Linked DNA regions of Homo sapiens: region 1 is linked to region 2. Evidence: chromatin contacts called from ENCODE Hi-C or POLR2A ChIA-PET data. All regions are on one chromosome and are shown on one strand. The core of a region is the stretch at or near the end of the contact, and the rest is flanking DNA. Distances in the headings are between cores, read along the strand shown. Region 1 overlaps LARGE1 (LARGE xylosyl- and glucuronyltransferase 1). Region 2 overlaps LARGE1 (LARGE xylosyl- and glucuronyltransferase 1).

Evidence for each region. Hi-C counts contacts between places; a loop is a spot of excess contacts on that map. ChIA-PET counts read pairs that join two places held with the same protein, here RNA polymerase II (POLR2A). Pooled maps may share reads with other maps.
Region 1: a loop to region 2 is called in a pooled map, with 2.8 times the contacts of the local background. The contact joins two enhancer-like sites. A Hi-C loop is called at or near these places in 1 of 37 single-sample maps with no recorded cell type and 3 of 50 pooled maps. POLR2A ChIA-PET finds 5 or more read pairs at or near these places in 2 of 52 experiments (H1 and OCI-LY7).

Annotation. Positions count from the first base shown.
Region 1 is chr22:33,863,459-33,867,196 of GRCh38, reverse strand. All of the region lies in intron 1 of LARGE1 (LARGE xylosyl- and glucuronyltransferase 1), which reads left to right. Among named protein-coding and RNA genes, the nearest start is that of LARGE1, 55 kb to the left of the region's middle. Within about 2 kb of position 2,321, at least 6 of the 41 ENCODE cell types and tissues checked have a DNase peak (open chromatin) inside an H3K27ac peak, as active enhancers do.
Region 2 is chr22:33,298,220-33,301,869 of GRCh38, reverse strand. All of the region lies in intron 12 of LARGE1 (LARGE xylosyl- and glucuronyltransferase 1), which reads left to right. Among named protein-coding and RNA genes, the nearest start is that of LARGE1-AS2, 140 kb to the right of the region's middle. RefSeq lists enhancers at 1,608-1,977, 1,988-2,037. Within about 2 kb of position 2,134, at least 5 of the 41 ENCODE cell types and tissues checked have a DNase peak (open chromatin) inside an H3K27ac peak, as active enhancers do.

The DNA of each region.
Region 1 (3,738 bases), core at 1,072-3,571, 570 kb before region 2:
ACAGCTGAGTTAGCCACATCCATCCACCGTGGGGTAATTAACTCTGGGCCCACCCAGAGCCCAGTTCATTGCTTGTGCATTATTGAGCCTCCTCCCCACACCCTCATTCATTCATCTATCCATCCATCCATTCATTCATTAGAGCCCTTTTTGTCAGATGCCACCTTTGTGGGTAGCTTTGTGGTTGGCATTTCTTTTTCATTGCTGAGAATACGTAATATGCTGGACATGTTGGTGTTCCTGTTAGCGTAAGCAATAATCAACCCCTTTAGTGAGACTGTAAGCTCCATGAGGGCAAGGCCTTTGTTCATTTCTATGTCTCTGGTGCCTAGAAGAATGCCTACCCATAGTAGGTGCTCTGTGAACATTTATTGAAAAAAAAAGTGAATGGACTGAGTGTCTGCTATGTTTGGGCCTGTGGGAGGTGCTTTCTATAAAAGTCTTTCTAATCCTCGCAGCAATCCACCGTGCACCATAAGGGTGTCTGTCGTCCATTCTAGGGCTCCATCTGGTGTGTGTTTACCATTATCATAAGCATTATTGTGAGTGCTTCCAGAGCAGATAATCCTTATTATGACTGAATAATGTAGCTACATTATCCCCATTTTACAAATGAGGAAATGAGGCACAGAGAGGTGAAGTAACTCACCCAAGGTCACACAGACCCTCAAGCTTCAAGCTACTCCTTCACCTTCATATCAGCACTGTCTTACAGAACCTTCTGCAGGATGGAACTGCTCTCCATCTGCACCATCCGATGTTGTCACCGCTAGACATGGGTAGTTACTGAGTACTTGAAAGGTAGCTAGTGCAACTGAGGAACTGAATTTTTAATTTTGTTTAATTTTAATTAAATTTAAATAGCCACATGTGGGTTGTGACTCCCATACTGGGCAAAACAGCCCCCTATATGCTGTCTCTAAAGAACAACAGGCTGGGTACAGTGGCTCATACCTATAATCCCAGTGCTTTAGGAGGCTGAGGCAGATTGCTTTATGATCATTTATGAGTGTCATCTGGCAGCAGCTGAGTTGGCCACATCCATCCACCATGGGGTAGTTAACTCTGGGCCTACCCAGAGCTGAGGCCGGAGGCTGAGGCAGGAGGATTGCTTGAGCCCAGGAGTTGGAGACCAGCCTGGGCAACATGGTGAAACCCTATCTCTACTAAAATTACAAAAATTAGCTGGGCATGGTGGTGTGCATCTGTAGTCCCAGCTACTTGGGAGGCTGAGATGGGAGGATTGCTTGAGCCTGGGAGGCAGAGGTTGCAGTGAACTCAGATCATGCCACTGGACTCCAGCCTGGATGACAGAGCGAGACCCTGTCAAAAAAAAAAAAAAAAAAAAAAAAAAAAAAAAAAAAGAATAACAGCTAACATTGAATGCTTACTATATACTGAGTATTTTTTAAATGTTTTACATTTAAAATCCTGACAACCACAAATGAATTAACAAGAGTCAGAAGTTAAATACCTCCTTTACTCTCAAGATTTTATGGCAAGATACTAGTGTAGCTGGATTCTCCCCAAGGATGCATTCTGCCTGGCCCAGAGTTTTCAACTATCACCCTATTTTTATCCTTATTTTCCCTGCGTACAGCAAGGGATATCACCATGGAAAGGATCTCATTGTTCATAATATTTGTCAGCCCCAAACACAATGCTACCTGCCACCCTCCTTGGTAAAGGGGTCAACCTATATGCAGGCTTGCGAACTCACTGTTCCCACCAAATGACTCATTTAGGTTGAAAACATTTATTTGCACAAAGTGGAGTTGTGTCAGTGTCACTTTGAAAAGAAAAAGACGCCAATATTCCCTACCAGGATGTTCTGTCATGAAAACAAACAGATGAAACAAAATCTACTTCGAGGTCAGAGTGAGAAGAAGAGAAGGTCCGGCTGAAATTATCTGCAGTCTTGCTGGAGGGAACAAATGGTTGCAGCTCATGGGTATAGTGGCATTTTACGGCTCCCAGCTGTGCCTTCCCTTCTTGAAGATGGGTGAAGGGGAGTAGGTTCTGGGCTAGACTTGGGGCTATGGAGCAAAAGCAGAGGGAGCTTGTCCTGCACAGACGTGGAAGCAGAGGTCACTGAATTCTGTTCCACAGTAGAAGTCAGCAGTACTTTATGATAACAGTGCATCCAAACGTGTTCTGTCTGCTGGGCTGGGCCTGACACCCACGGCTGTGACTCTTTCAGAAACTGCGAACCAACCTGTGGGTGGGCCAGGGATCCAGGTCAGGAGCAGAAGTAGGTTAAAGGTGATCGAGAGAGACATGTGAGAGAGTGAGCGAGAGATAGAGGCCTGCAGGATAAGGCCACATCAGGAGTACAGTCCAAATATAGGCAGTGATTGTGAAACCCAGGGACTGTGGGCTAAAAGTGCTGTAGATTCTGAAAGTAGGAAGAGGAAAAATGTGGCCACGGGCCTCTGGGGAAAGCCCTGTTCTGTGGGCTTTGGCCACTTAAATCTATATGTCTTCTGCTGCTGTCTCAAGGCAGTGATGCAGCCCTGACTATCCTTCTGCCCATCTATCCATTCATCCATCCATCAGTCCAGCATTTGAGTCTCTATTCTATGCATGGTACTGGGGATAGTGTGGTAAACAGGGCACCATCCCTACCCTCAAGGAGCTTACAGTCTTGCCTGGTAAAATGTACAGAAGCATGCATTTTTGAAACAAGTAAAGGAAGAAGACTTAGGCGCTCTCCACTCCAAGGCCACCTGCACCTTGCCTATGTAGCTTTCCCCAGCAACACGAAGCCAGCATTGGTTTCTTAAGTTCCCTTCTTGTCTTTATCATGTATGTACTTAGTATCTGTATTGTGCTTTGGGCTATTTATTTATATCAGCATAGCACTTTATTGCATCTTTATTGTAAATAACCTTCCTGAACATAGGGGCCTCCATGTCTTTGCTGGGTCCTAGCTCCATGGTAGGCACTGATGGGGGCTCCAGGATTATTGAAGTAAATGAGAGCCCCTTAAACCTACAAGGAACCTTAATGGTCATCAGTGGTCTGAAGGGTCTTCTTGACCTTTCCTGCCTCCCAGCTTCCTCCTGTCTCTGTCAGGTCAAGACTCTACCTGCCTGGTAGGTTCTGTACAAACCATTGCCAGGCAATGGAAGAAGAAAGGGGAGCTGCACCCCTCACTGGAGTTGGAACTTCTGTGATGCTTGTCATAGCTCCATATGCCTCACATTCACCTGGAAACATGGGAGGCGTTAGTTAGGCCAGATTAACAGATGTGGGATGCCATATAATGACTTTGCCTTCAAGTGAAACTGCAGTCCAATGGGAGCAGGCCCCAGACATTGGCCTCCTCAAAACCCTGGGTTACTTTTAGTGTCTTCCAGTTCAGGAACCACAGTTTTCAATTTTTTGAAAATAAAAGTACTCCTATCTCCTTTCATTTTTTTTTTTTCTGAGACAGAGTCTCGCTCTGTCATCCAGGCTGGAGTGCAATGGCGCAATGTCGGCTCACTGCAACCTCCGCCTCCTGGGTTCAAGTGATTCTCCTGCTTCAGCCTCCTGAGTAACTGGGATTATAGGCATGCGTCACCACATCCAGCTAATTTTTGCATTTTTTTTTTTTTTTTGGTAGAGACGGGGGTTTCACCATGTTGGTCAGGCTGGTCTCGAACTCCTGACCTTGTGATCCGCCCACCTCGGCCTCCCAGTGTTGGGATTACAGGCATGAGCCACTGGGCCTGGCTCCTCCTTTGTATTTCTAAT
Region 2 (3,650 bases), core at 885-3,384:
ATTAATTAAAGGCATCGTTCACTGCTAATCCAGACCCTACTTGAAGTGAGGTAGCTAGTGTGCCCTTCTACTTAGCACTTGCTTAATGCAGAGTCACTTGAGGTGGTAGTTGGCCTTAGCTACCTTATCACAGGAAGGTATGTGGTTCCCCTCAGGGGTTTTGAAATATTGCAAATTGCTTTTAAAACTTTATTACTTTCTTCCCAGACTTTTCCCAAGAATGCTGAGTACAATTCAATAGAGAGACCAGAGCCCTGGTCTCAGGGAGCCAGTCGTCTCTCCACACAATCGTGCCATTATTGCTTTATGGACGCAGGGAAGGTTACTAGGTATTCATATTTTTCAAGAGGAGTTGGGAATCTGGATTTTCATATAAAATGTTTTTTTAATGTTGGCAACTAATTTTTAAAAATTGTTTTTAGATGATGATTTGGAGCAAAAAAATCATTTCAAATGCTGTTGAGGCCGACAAAATATGCCTTCAGGCTGCCTTGACTCCTCACACCCCCACCCCAAACTACCAGAGTGTAACCTCTGACCTAGACAATTCCTAGGCACCAAAGTATTTATGAGAATCAATGAGGAATGTCATTCTCTCGGAAGCCCCAAATAAGCAGACACTGTTCTTTTCATATGACATAATCATATCAACTTACCCTTGGCTTCAGGGACATTTTTTCTGGTGAGTAGATGGATTCATTTCTGACCCAGACGTTACCAGTGGATGCCCCTTGTGCACACCATAGCATCACTGGTGGGAGTTGAGGTTAAGGGTGCTGTTTGCTGTGGCAGCTGAGGACTCCAATGAAGCCCCCAGACCCTTCTAGAAACTGACTTTCTCAGCACTGATCTCCCATAAAATTCTGTACCCAAGCTCTGTCAAGATATTAATATTGGCCAGGTGCAGTGGCTAACACCTGTCACCCAGCATTTTAGGAGGCTGAGGTGGGAGAATTGCTTGAACCCAGGAATTCGAGACCAGCCTGAGCAATATAGTGAGACCCCATCTCTACAAAAAATTTCAAAAATTGGCCAGGCGCGGTGGCTCACGCGTGTAATCCCAGCACTTTGGGAGGCCGAGGCCGGTGAATCACGAGGTCAGAAGATCGAGACCATCCTGGCCAACATGGTGAAACCCCATCTCTACTGAAATACCATAAATTAGCTGGGCATGGTGGTGCATGCCTGTAGTCCCAGCTACTAGGGAGGCTGAGGCAGGGGAATCGCTTGAACCCCGGAAGGCAGAGGTTGCAGTGAGCTGACATCGCACCACTGCACTCCAGCCTGGCAACAGAGTGAGACTCCATCTCCAAAAAAAAGAAAAAAAATTGCTGAGCATTGTGGAACATGCCTGTTGTTTCAGCGACTTGGGAGGTTGAGACAGGATGATCTCCTGAGCCCAGGCAGCTGAAGCTAGAGTGAGCCATGATTGTGCCACTGCACTCCATCCTGAACAGCAGGGCAACACCCTATCTCAAAAAAACACATTTGTTAATTACTTAAGAATGATGACAGTTACAAGTTACTGAGCCCTTACCATGTGCCAGAAACCCTGCCAGCTGCACTCAGTCTGTCATTACCTCTGTTCTTCACACTGCTCTTTAAGGTAACTACCATTACAGGTGACCAAACTGAGGCCCCAGAGAAGTTAAATGTTAGCATTAGAGGAGGAGGAAAGCAGCCTTCCTCCATGCCAGCCTGCTCACTCTGTCGAAGGGGCCAGGTTACTCCCAAACCCCCAGGGTACCAGAGCAGGCCGACTGGCAGCCCTCGGCTTGTACCCCCAAACACTGATTTATATCACCTTTTTTGGGGTTCTATTTGGTTACCAAAAAAAGTTCAGCATGTTAGCTCTTTGAGCAGTTGCTTAGCAACCAGCTAATATTACAGCCAAAACAAACAGATCAATTGGAAAATAATGGAATAAGCTGTACGCATGGACAATAGCTGCAGAGTTTTACTAAAATCTCCTTCCAGCCCCTTCATCTACTTTTTCTGAAGAATGAGCTCCTGGATGTACAGCTTTCACTTTTGATCTCAGAAATGTCAGGCGAAAGTCAGCGGGGCATGGCAGAGGTTGCGCAGACTTGCCTTTGAAGCCAGGTTCCACAACACTAATCAAGTGTGTGAGTTGGGGCTGCTTGCTTCATCTCCTCATTCTTTCACTTCCTCAGTTAATATAGGAGCTAATGATAGCCTCCTGTGGGGCTATGGCGGGTGCCCAGCAGGAGTTCATTTTCTGCCCCTTGGCCTATTCAGTATTGGACTTCTGTGCTAGGCCCCTGCCCCAACCCAACCCCCGCCATTGCAAACTCTGCCACCTTCTGTGCAGCCTGGGTAGCTTCATGTGACCATCTCAATTTTTTTGCTTTCTGAAAATGAGAAACTATATATTGATACTACTCATTCTTTCAAAAACTGTGTAGTGAGCATGTACTATGTGTCAGGCAGTATGCTACATTGTAGGTGATGTTGCTGTCCCTGGGGGTCATTCAGACCTGCGTTTCAGTGCAGAGGACTCTCCCTCCCCTTTCCCTTCCCTCTTTTCCCCTCCCCTCCACTCCTTTCCTTCCCTTCCTTTCTTTCTCTCTCTCTTTCTTTCTTTTTCTCTCTTTTCTCATTTTCTCTCTTTAATTCATTTCTTTCCATACTGCTTCCTCTCTCTCTCTCACTCTGTTGCTCAGGCTGGAGTGGAATGGTGCAATCATGGCTCACCGCAACCTCAACCTCCCCAGGCTCAAGCGATGCTCCCACTTTAGTCTCCCCAGTAGCTGGGATTATAGGCATGCGCCACCATGCTGGGCCAATTTTTTTTTTACCATTTGTAAAGACAGGGTTTCGCTATGTTGCCCAGGCTGGTCTTGAACTCCTAGTCTCAAGTGATCCGCCCACCCAGGCCTCCCAAAGTGCTGGGATTACAGGCAAGAGCCACTGCTTCCCGCGTCTCTCTCTCTCTCTTTCCTTTTTTCTTTCTTTCCATCTTTCCTTTTTCTTTTCTTTTTTCTTTTCTTTCTTCTTTCTTTCCTTTACTTCTCTTTAGACACAGGGTCTTGCTCTGTCACCCAGGCTGGAGTGCAGTGGTGCAATCATAGCTTACTGCAGCCTCAAACTCCTGGGCTCAAGCAATCTTCCTGCCTCAGCCTCCCAAGTAGCTGGGACTACAGTTGTACACCACCTTGCCCAGCTAATTTTTTAATTTCCTTTTAGAAAAATAAACATAACCCAGACCCTATTGTCCAGGCTAGTCTCAAACTCCTGGGCTCAAGCAGTGCTCCTGCCTCAGCCTCCCACAACCCTAGGATTACAGGCGTGAGCCACCATGGCTGACTGATGCTGAGTACTCTTTATTTAGAATTTATTTGACCTTGGGAAAGGCACTTAACTTCTCTAACTTGTTTTATCTGTGAAGTGGGAATCATACTGCTTTTTCCTCTTCCCCAGTTCTTAAGGAACTGAGAAGATAAGAGCTAACAGTATTTGCAGAGCACCCAGGAATGCCCGAAACATTCTTTGTTCCATGCCTCTGCGTGGCCAGGCACTGTTTCAGGTGCTGGGGCTAGAACAGTGAACAGGGGAGACAAAGTTCTGGCCCTCAGGTTTACAGCCTGGTGGTCATTGCAGCTGTATGTGCCATTGCTAGCATCGGGATT